Regions from separate parts of the Homo sapiens genome. Here region 2 is linked to region 1. Evidence: chromatin contacts called from ENCODE Hi-C or POLR2A ChIA-PET data. All regions are on one chromosome and are shown on one strand. The core of a region is the stretch at or near the end of the contact, and the rest is flanking DNA. Distances in the headings are between cores, read along the strand shown.

What was found. Hi-C counts contacts between places; a loop is a spot of excess contacts on that map. ChIA-PET counts read pairs that join two places held with the same protein, here RNA polymerase II (POLR2A).
Region 2: a loop to region 1 is called in a map of CD14-positive monocyte, with 2.1 times the contacts of the local background. The contact joins two enhancer-like sites. A Hi-C loop is called at or near these places in 5 of 168 maps with a recorded cell type or tissue (CD14-positive monocyte, lower leg skin, psoas muscle and 2 more). POLR2A ChIA-PET finds 5 or more read pairs at or near these places in 3 of 52 experiments (Caco-2, OCI-LY7 and activated CD4-positive, alpha-beta T cell).

The regions. Positions count from the first base shown.
Region 1 is chr11:10,404,786-10,409,082 of GRCh38, forward strand. The region is part of intron 2 of CAND1.11 (a long non-coding RNA gene); the gene reads left to right. Among named protein-coding and RNA genes, the nearest start is that of AMPD3, 48 kb to the right of the region's middle. RefSeq lists an enhancer at 4,032-4,297. Within about 2 kb of position 2,371, at least 6 of the 41 ENCODE cell types and tissues checked have a DNase peak (open chromatin) inside an H3K27ac peak, as active enhancers do; they include psoas muscle, where a contact is called at or near this core.
Region 2 is chr11:10,672,774-10,676,671 of GRCh38, forward strand. All of the region lies in intron 1 of IRAG1 (inositol 1,4,5-triphosphate receptor associated 1), which reads right to left. Among named protein-coding and RNA genes, the nearest start is that of IRAG1, 19 kb to the right of the region's middle. RefSeq lists enhancers at 1,801-2,388, 3,163-3,664. Within about 2 kb of position 2,266, at least 14 of the 41 ENCODE cell types and tissues checked have a DNase peak (open chromatin) inside an H3K27ac peak, as active enhancers do; they include psoas muscle, where a contact is called at or near this core.

The sequences.
Region 1 (4,297 bases), core at 1,121-3,620:
GTATAGAACATGCTGTAGAGGTTTGTAGCCCAGGAGCGACAGGCTATCCCATATAGCCTAGGTATGTGGTAGGCTATACAATCTAGGTTTATGTGAGTACACTCTGTGGTGTTTGCACAACCAAATCACCTAAAGACACATCTCTCAGACCATATCCCCATTGTTAATGGATGCTTAACTGTACTGATAATACCTAATAAAATGTAAATACTATGTAAATAGTTGTTATACTCTATTTCTTGGCAGTAATGAAGAGAATAAAAGTCTTTATATGTTTAGGATGGATGCCACTTTTTTTTTCGAATATTTTCCATCCACACTTGGTTGCATCCATGGCTATGGAACTCTTGGAGATGGAGGGCCAACTATATATAGAATTGTAGTTAGTGGCCGGGCTTGGTGGCTCATGCCTGTAATCTCAGCACTTTGGGAGGCCAAGGCGGGTGGATCACTTGAGGTCAGGAGTTCGAGACCAGCCTGACCAAAATGGTGAAACCTTGTCTCTACAAAAAATACAAAAATTAATTGGGCATGGTGGTGGGCACCTGTAATCCCAGCTACTTGGGAGGCTGAGGCAGGAGAATCGCTTGAACCTGGAAGGTGGAGGTTGCAGTGAGCCAAGATCTCACCATTGCATTCTAGCCAGGGTGAAAAGAGTGAAACTCCATCTCAAAAAAAAAAAAAAAAAAAAAAAAATAGATTGTTGTTTGCTGGATTTCTACTCAATAGAACAGAAATTACCTCAATAGTAAATATTCTATAGTTCTCATTTCAGATGAAAATTCAGCTGTTCTCAACGACTTTTTTGTTGTTTGCATAGGTGATCCTCAACTTTGATATGTTCTAATTTTCATGCATGTATCTTTCACTTCTGTGACTGTATACTGATAACTCAAACAGATACTTCATCCTTTAGTTGATGGGTGGTGATTTTACCTTCCCTCTTGTGTGACCACTTGCTAAGTGCTGCTGCTTGGGGATAAAAGGCTGGGTTTCTACAGAGACAAGGGGTATGGGAAGCGTTTATGGTACAGCTGCCCCCCTTTCCCTCTGTGTGCCAAGGGAATCCCAAATTTTCTGAATGCCTGGAGTTTGTCGGTTGATAACAAATTGTTGTACAATGAACAATTAGGTGTTTGCTTCCCAGGCCCATGCTCCCCTCTCCACCACTACAGTCCTTGCATCTGGTAAGGGTGGGAAGGGGGTTCAGTGGCCACTGGTCCTAGGTGATGGCAAGGGTGGTGTCACTGGCTGGGGATGGTGGAGACTTTGCCGTGCCACAGGGGTGGAGAAGATGAGGGCAGAGAGGAGAGGTGGAATCATGGAAGAGAAGCCACAGGCTCGACCTCCCAGGCACCAGGGAGCAACAGAGGGATGCTTGTGAAAGTTTTTATCTGTCAGGACCCAAGATAGCTATAATGCATGTGACAGGGATGGCAATTTTGCAAATATAAAACAGATATATTTAATTACTCATTACATCACTGTTTTCCCTCTGAGATCCAGCTACAAAAATTATCACTAGAGGGCAGGAGAGGTCTCTTTAGCAAGAAACATGCGTCCTAGCCCAGGGTACTGGCTTCTCCCATAGTGTGGGGGCAGTGCTGACTAATGCTTCCCTGTTCACAACACGCTTAGAAAGTGAGAATATGCGTGTGGCACACTGGGGTCAGCTAAAGGGGATTTGGGAATGCCTACATGGGAGCTAGTGAAAAAAATTCACATTTTCTTCATGTTATATTATTACAATAATATACAAAACAAAATATTAAATGTTGAATTTATATAATATTCTAAAGAAAATCATTTAAATATTTTATTGTTAAACATGAGCTTGCTTCAAATTAACATGTCTTTTTTATGTAGTTTTAGGCTTGAAATGGCTACATGGAATTTCTGATCAAGATTTTTAAGGGTTTCTTCATTCTTTTTTCAAATTTCATTTGTTTCTAATTTTTAAATGTTTATAGATTTAGTGGGTACAAGTGCCATTTTGTTACATGGATATATTGCAAAGTGGTGAAGTCTGGGCTTTTCCTGTAACTATCACTTGAATAGTGTACATTGTACCCATAATCATCATTAACAGGAAATTTGTTTGTACAGATTGGTGATAAAAAGTTAAAAACAATTTTGCACCTGTTAAAAAATATATACCAGTTGAAATCATATAGAGACTATAACGGCATTTTCTTTTTTCAAACAACAAATGTGGTATTGAAATTTTTTGGGATGAGCATTGGATTTAGCACCCTTCAAACCTTTTGGATTCTAGTGCACTTAGGTAATGGTGAAGCCCTAATCTGCAGAATACACATGCAATTTTACATCAGATATCCTGCAGGCAGTGTGGAGGTGACTAAAGAGGCTCATCTACTGAGAAAGACAGGAACAGCCCATATACATCGAGTGACTGTTGTCCTGATTTGTCCTGAAGGGCTCTGATTCATTCTTCTGACATGACATGACTATCCAGAGCACTTCCCTTTGCTAAAAAACAAACAAGAAGCGTGCCAGTTTGGTGTTCATACACAGTGTGGATGAATCTCGAAACATTGCCCAGAATGAAAGAAGCCAGACACAAAAAAGTACATGCTGTATGATTCCATTTATTTGAAATTCTAGAATAGGCAAAACTAATTTGTAGTGATGGAAGACAGATGAGTAGTTGTCTCAGGCAGTGGTGGGGGTGAGTGACTGCAGTGGGGCATATGGGGCATTTGGGGGGTAATGACAACATTGTGTATCTTGATCATGGTAGTGGTGACACTGGTGGATCACCCATGTATACATTTGCAGAAACTCATAGTACTATATAGTTAAAATAGATGCATTTCATTATATGTAAATTATACCTCATTAAAGTCGATTTAAAAAAAGAAAGTATACTATTTTGGACAATGAATTTTATGGTTTCTGTACATAGGCGTGAAGACAGATTCAGGGCTGCCATTTCTACTGTGGCTGCCAGAAGCTCCCTCCTGCTCTCCTTGCCCCCGGCCCCATCCCTCTTGGTCTGTGCTCTGTGCTCACCCGACGCAAGGGACACACACTCCTCCAGTGGGTTTCTGGCTCTGTCCATGTGGGAGTGGCACACTATGCAGCAAGCTGCCAAAGGACGTGTCCTCGCCGCTTGGGATGAGATCACTGTCCTTGCTGTTTGATGGGGCCCACTCTTGGCTGCCCTCCAAGGAGCTGTAGGTGAGGTTCTCCTTAGAGGTACCCAGCCTGTGCACTTTGGCTGCCCTCTCACCTGAGGACCGAGGGCATCACCATTGTGCTGCATGCCTGTGGCCCATCTGAAGCACTTCCACGGGGAAGCTCTGGCCTAGGGAAGGTACCTGTGCCTGTCCCTAAGGCTTTCTCATGAGGCTAGAGTAGAAAGGGGGAGGATCTGACATAAAGGAAGCAAATAAGCACCCATTTCTTGGTCCCAGGGAATTGTGGGAGGAAGAAGGAGGGAGGACAGGAGATGGTGGAGAGTGGAGGGCAGTGGCGGGGGCAGTGCAAGGAGAAATGGAGCGGGATGGGAAGAGAAGTTGAGAGTGGTCAGCCAGATGGGTCTTAAATTCCCTTTCTGGGCTTTGGTCTAGAGCAAGTGTTGGCGAACTATTCTGTAAAGGGCTAGATAGTAAATGTCTGAGGTTCGTAGGATCATATGGTGTCTGTCACAACTACTCGACTCTGCCATTGCAGTGGAAAAGCAGCCAAGGACAATGGGTAAATGAATAAATGTGGTCATGTTCCAAGAAAACTTAATTTATGGGTGGCAAAATTGGAATTCATGTAATTTTCATGTGTCACAAAATATTCTTCTTTAGATTTTTTTCTCAACCATTAAAAATGTAAAGACAATTTTTTTTTTTTTTTGAGACAGAGTTTTGCTCTGTTGCCCAGGCTGGAGCACAGTGACATGATTTCAGCTCACTGCAACCTCTGCCTCCCAGGTTCAAGCAATTCTCCTGCCTCAGCCTCCTGAGTAGTTGGGATTACAGGCACACACCACCACACCTGGCTAATTTTTGTATTTTTAGTAGAGACGGGGTTTTTAGGCTGGGAGCCACTGCGCCCGGCCTAAAAAATGTAGACAATTCTTAGCTCATCTTCCTCATAAAGTGGGTGGTGGGCCTAATTCGGCTGTTGGGGCATCGCTTGCCAACTCATGTATTTAGTGTGGGGGGTCCTGAGGGTGGAGGACTTAGGGAAAGGTGTGGCTCTTGGAATTCTGAGTGTCAGCATAGCTGCTCCCTTCCCTCACTCCCTCTGCCCTTCTCCATTCACCAGGCATCTTATCTGT
Region 2 (3,898 bases), core at 1,016-3,515, 270 kb after region 1:
AGGTTGAACATAGGATTACTGCATGATCTACCAATTCTTCTAGATATGTACCCAAGAGAAATGAAAATGTATATCCACATAAAAACATGTACACAATGTTCATAGCAGCACTATTTATAATAGCCAAAACATGGAAATAAACTAAATGTCCATAAGGTAATTAATGGATGAATAAAATGTGGTATATTCATACAATAGAATCTATTCGGTCATAAAAAGGAATGAAGAGCCAGGCGCGGTGGCTCACACTTGTAATCCCAGCACTTTGGGAGGCTGAGACGGGCGAATCACTTGAGGTCAGGAGTTTGAGACAAGCCTGGCCAACATGGTAAAATCCCGTCTCTACTAAAAATACAAAAATTAGCTGGGCTTGGTGCCGTGCGCCTGTAATTCCAGCTACTCAGGAGGCTGAGGCATGAGAATTGCTTTAACCCAGGAGGCGAAGGTTGCAGTGAGCTGAGATCATGCCACTTGCACTCCAGCCTGGGTGACGGAGTGAAACTTTGTCTCAAAAAAAAGGAATGAAGTAATGATATAAGTTTTAAGTTTCATGCTAAAGTATGAAACTTAAAATGAATGAAAGGATGAACTTGAAAATATTATGGTAAGTGAAAGAAGCCAGTCACAAAAAACCATACGTATTATTTTATTTATATAAAATGCCCATAATAGAGAAAGCTATAGAGATGGAAGGTAAATTAATGGTTGCTTAGGGCTGAGAGGATGGGGAAATGGGACGTGGCTGTTAATAAGTGTGGGGTTTCTTTTTGGATGATAAAAATATTCTGGAATTAGTTAGCCATGATGGCTGCACAACTCTCTGAATATACTAAAATCCACTGAATTGTACACTTTAAGTAGGTGAGTCATATGGCGTGTGGATTATATTTTAACAAAGCTGTTTAAAATTTTTTCTAACTTCCATTAAAAAAAAAAGAGAAGGAAGCTAGCTTTGGTCCTTAGTGCCTTGTGACCTCTCTGGGCATAGCTTCCTCAAACATAAACATTAGAAATTAAGCTCGATGATTTATAACGTGCCTTCCATCTCTGAAATTGCTGAGGATACATAATGTAAGAAAACAGGTTGAGGGAAAGAGATAGATTATGTGTCTAGGATGGGCTCGTGTGAGGAGAAATGAAGGAGGAGGCAACAATAAGAAGACTAAGAGAAATAGAGATGAAGGGACAGGGACACGGGCTCAGAGAGACAGACAGAGACATGGAGACAAGACTACACCCCAAAAGAAAGACAGACTCACTGGGATGAATGTGCAGATTACTCATCTGTTCTTCCATTTAACAAATATTTACAGAGCGCCTACCAAGTGCCAAGCTCTGTGCAGTAGTAAACCAGGTAGACCAGGGCACTGAGCTCAGAGGTAAGAGACATAGCAGTAAGCAGGCAATTTGCAAGCAAGCACAGAGAGCGAGAGCTGGGATGCAGTAATTCAAGATGCTCCAGAAGTGCACAGATGCAACATACACCCCACACCACACTCCACATGCACAAATGTCCCAAAGGTAGACTCATTTTTGTAGGGAGCGCCATTCCTCATCTGAGGCATTTAGAGTTCTGCTAGCAAAGACATTCAAATAAACGGGTTTTTACAAGTATGGGCACAAATGGGGGTGACACCTTTCAGTTCTCACCCTGAAGTCTCTATAAAATGAGGCTGAAGGACAGGATTCATCCCTCACTCCAGAGCTTCCCAGTACTCTTTCCCCCTCATCGGGAGGGACTGGCTTTGGAAACAGAGAGGAATGTGACCTATTACAGCCACACCAGCACCACTCCTCTGGGCTTTCAGCTGGAAACTTCCCAGAACACATTTTGTTCCACCCTCCTTCCATCCCATCCAGACCTGGCGACCTGGCCCAATGAAGGCATCACATGTTGCCCCTTCCCCTGTCTTGTGGCTTCTCTGCTGCTGACAGGCACATGAAAGGGAATTGAAGCTCAACAGAAAAGTGACTGCTTCCTGCACGGTGTCGGCTCCCTGCCTGACTCAGATTCAGCCAACTCTGAGGAGGGAAGGCAAGGGACGTTTCTGGATATCTCTTGCCCGGGTCCCTCTTCTCCTAACTCCAGATTTAGCGAGAGTCCAAGCTACACAATATTCCTGAAATAGCCCCAAGTCACATCCTAAGATGGGGGTTCATCCCCTCATATGAAGGATTCTCTTTGGAGAAGATGTTGGGGGCTTTGGACGCCGTGCACTGGCACACGAATAGGAAACGCAGAGTGACCCGGAGCAGGAAGGAATGGGCACCGCCCTGCAGATTCTGGGCAGGCTGCACCAGTGCTGGGCTGGGAAACAGCCCCTGGGCTCCCTGAAGATCTCCCTGGCTGTGCACCATTTGGAGCAGCAGTGAATTAATGTGATTCAGGCTCCAAAAATAGTAGCCAGAGCATCTAAAATTGCTTTCCACCCTGGACTGGGCCAGTCCCCTGGGAATGTCAGCATTTCTAAAATGTCCCCATTCACCCAGAGTGCCTTTGTCAGACCCCAAGTAGAATCTGGGCCACCGTTAAGCTCTCCTGGTTCCGTTGGCTCCTGCCCGGTTCCCCTCTCCTGTGTGTCACGTGCACTGCCTCCCAAACAGGAAATGCTAATTCATGCCTGCCACTTGCTGTTACCAGGTCCAAGAACTTTAACCCTGCAAATGGCTTGGAAGGGCAGAAATGGTCCCTTGCAGAAGTGGCCTGGGTGGCTCTCTATCACTGAGTTGGGATTTAATTCCTAACAATGACGACTGGGGAAGCAGGTCACCTGAGGAACCCTGAGCCTCTGGTCTGCTGCTGATGCCAAAGGGAGTCATTTCCACAGTGGCTTGTCTTTCTCTGACAAAATTATTTGGGGATCTCAGGGAATTTCATCATCATGAAGACTTGTCACTCTAGGCCTACCTCAGTGCTTTTGCACATCCTGTACTCTACGCAGGAAACACCATTTACGCCCTCTTCCCTGACTGACAAATGCCCCTTCATCCTCTTATTCAGCGCCTTCCTAAGAGTGCTGCGGTCTTTACTAAGTTTGTCTGCAATGAATGCTCTGGAATGGCCACCTTTGCCCAGGTTACACTCCCATGCCTAGAGATTCACACCCTGCATTCTCCTACCCACTGATCGACCACGACTCTCAGCTGCCTTATTCATGGACAGGAGTGAGGCAAGGAACAAGCCTCTCCCCTGCCTCATGGAGGCTGGCCTCCCATCTAACAATTAAATGGCCAGAGTCTGTAACCACTGCATGGGGTTCCTGATTTAAATGCAGTTTGGGAATCTCTCTGCCTAGAGAATCGTGATTTGATCTTTGTGATCATGTCCTTTAGTTCTCAGGTTCTTAGCTGTGATGCTCGTACTGCCTCTTAGTGGCTTCGCTTTGCCTCCCTAAGAGATTCCAGAAGCGCAGGACACAGAAAGTGATGGAGGAGTGAGGAGGGAGAATGAGTTAGTCTACACCTTGGTTTCTCCCTGTGCGGTGGGAGCTAACGGTTTCTCCGTCAGAATGGTTGAGAGGATGGCATGAGATGCGTACATGACTCAGCACAGTCAGTGCTTTGGGGGGCAGCTGCATTTTCGCCCATGCGGTCCCCAGTCCCCCTTCTTCTGGCGACAGCAGCACATCCATCATACTTGTGCTTGGGATGGGGGTGGTTGACCCCACTGTGGGATTGGAGCTATGACACTGGACTGGCCCCACAGAATATCCCATGCTCCCAGCTCTGGGTTGTAATTGAGGAATGAGCACGTGACTCAGACCAGGCCAATACATTCAGTTCGGTGACTTCTGTTGGAACTGTTGGGGGAGTTCCTGCTGCAAGCGTTGCTGAAAGGAGAGGCTGGGAACTGCAGGTGCCACAGTGCCACCACACAGGAGAGGTCACCTGAGAATAC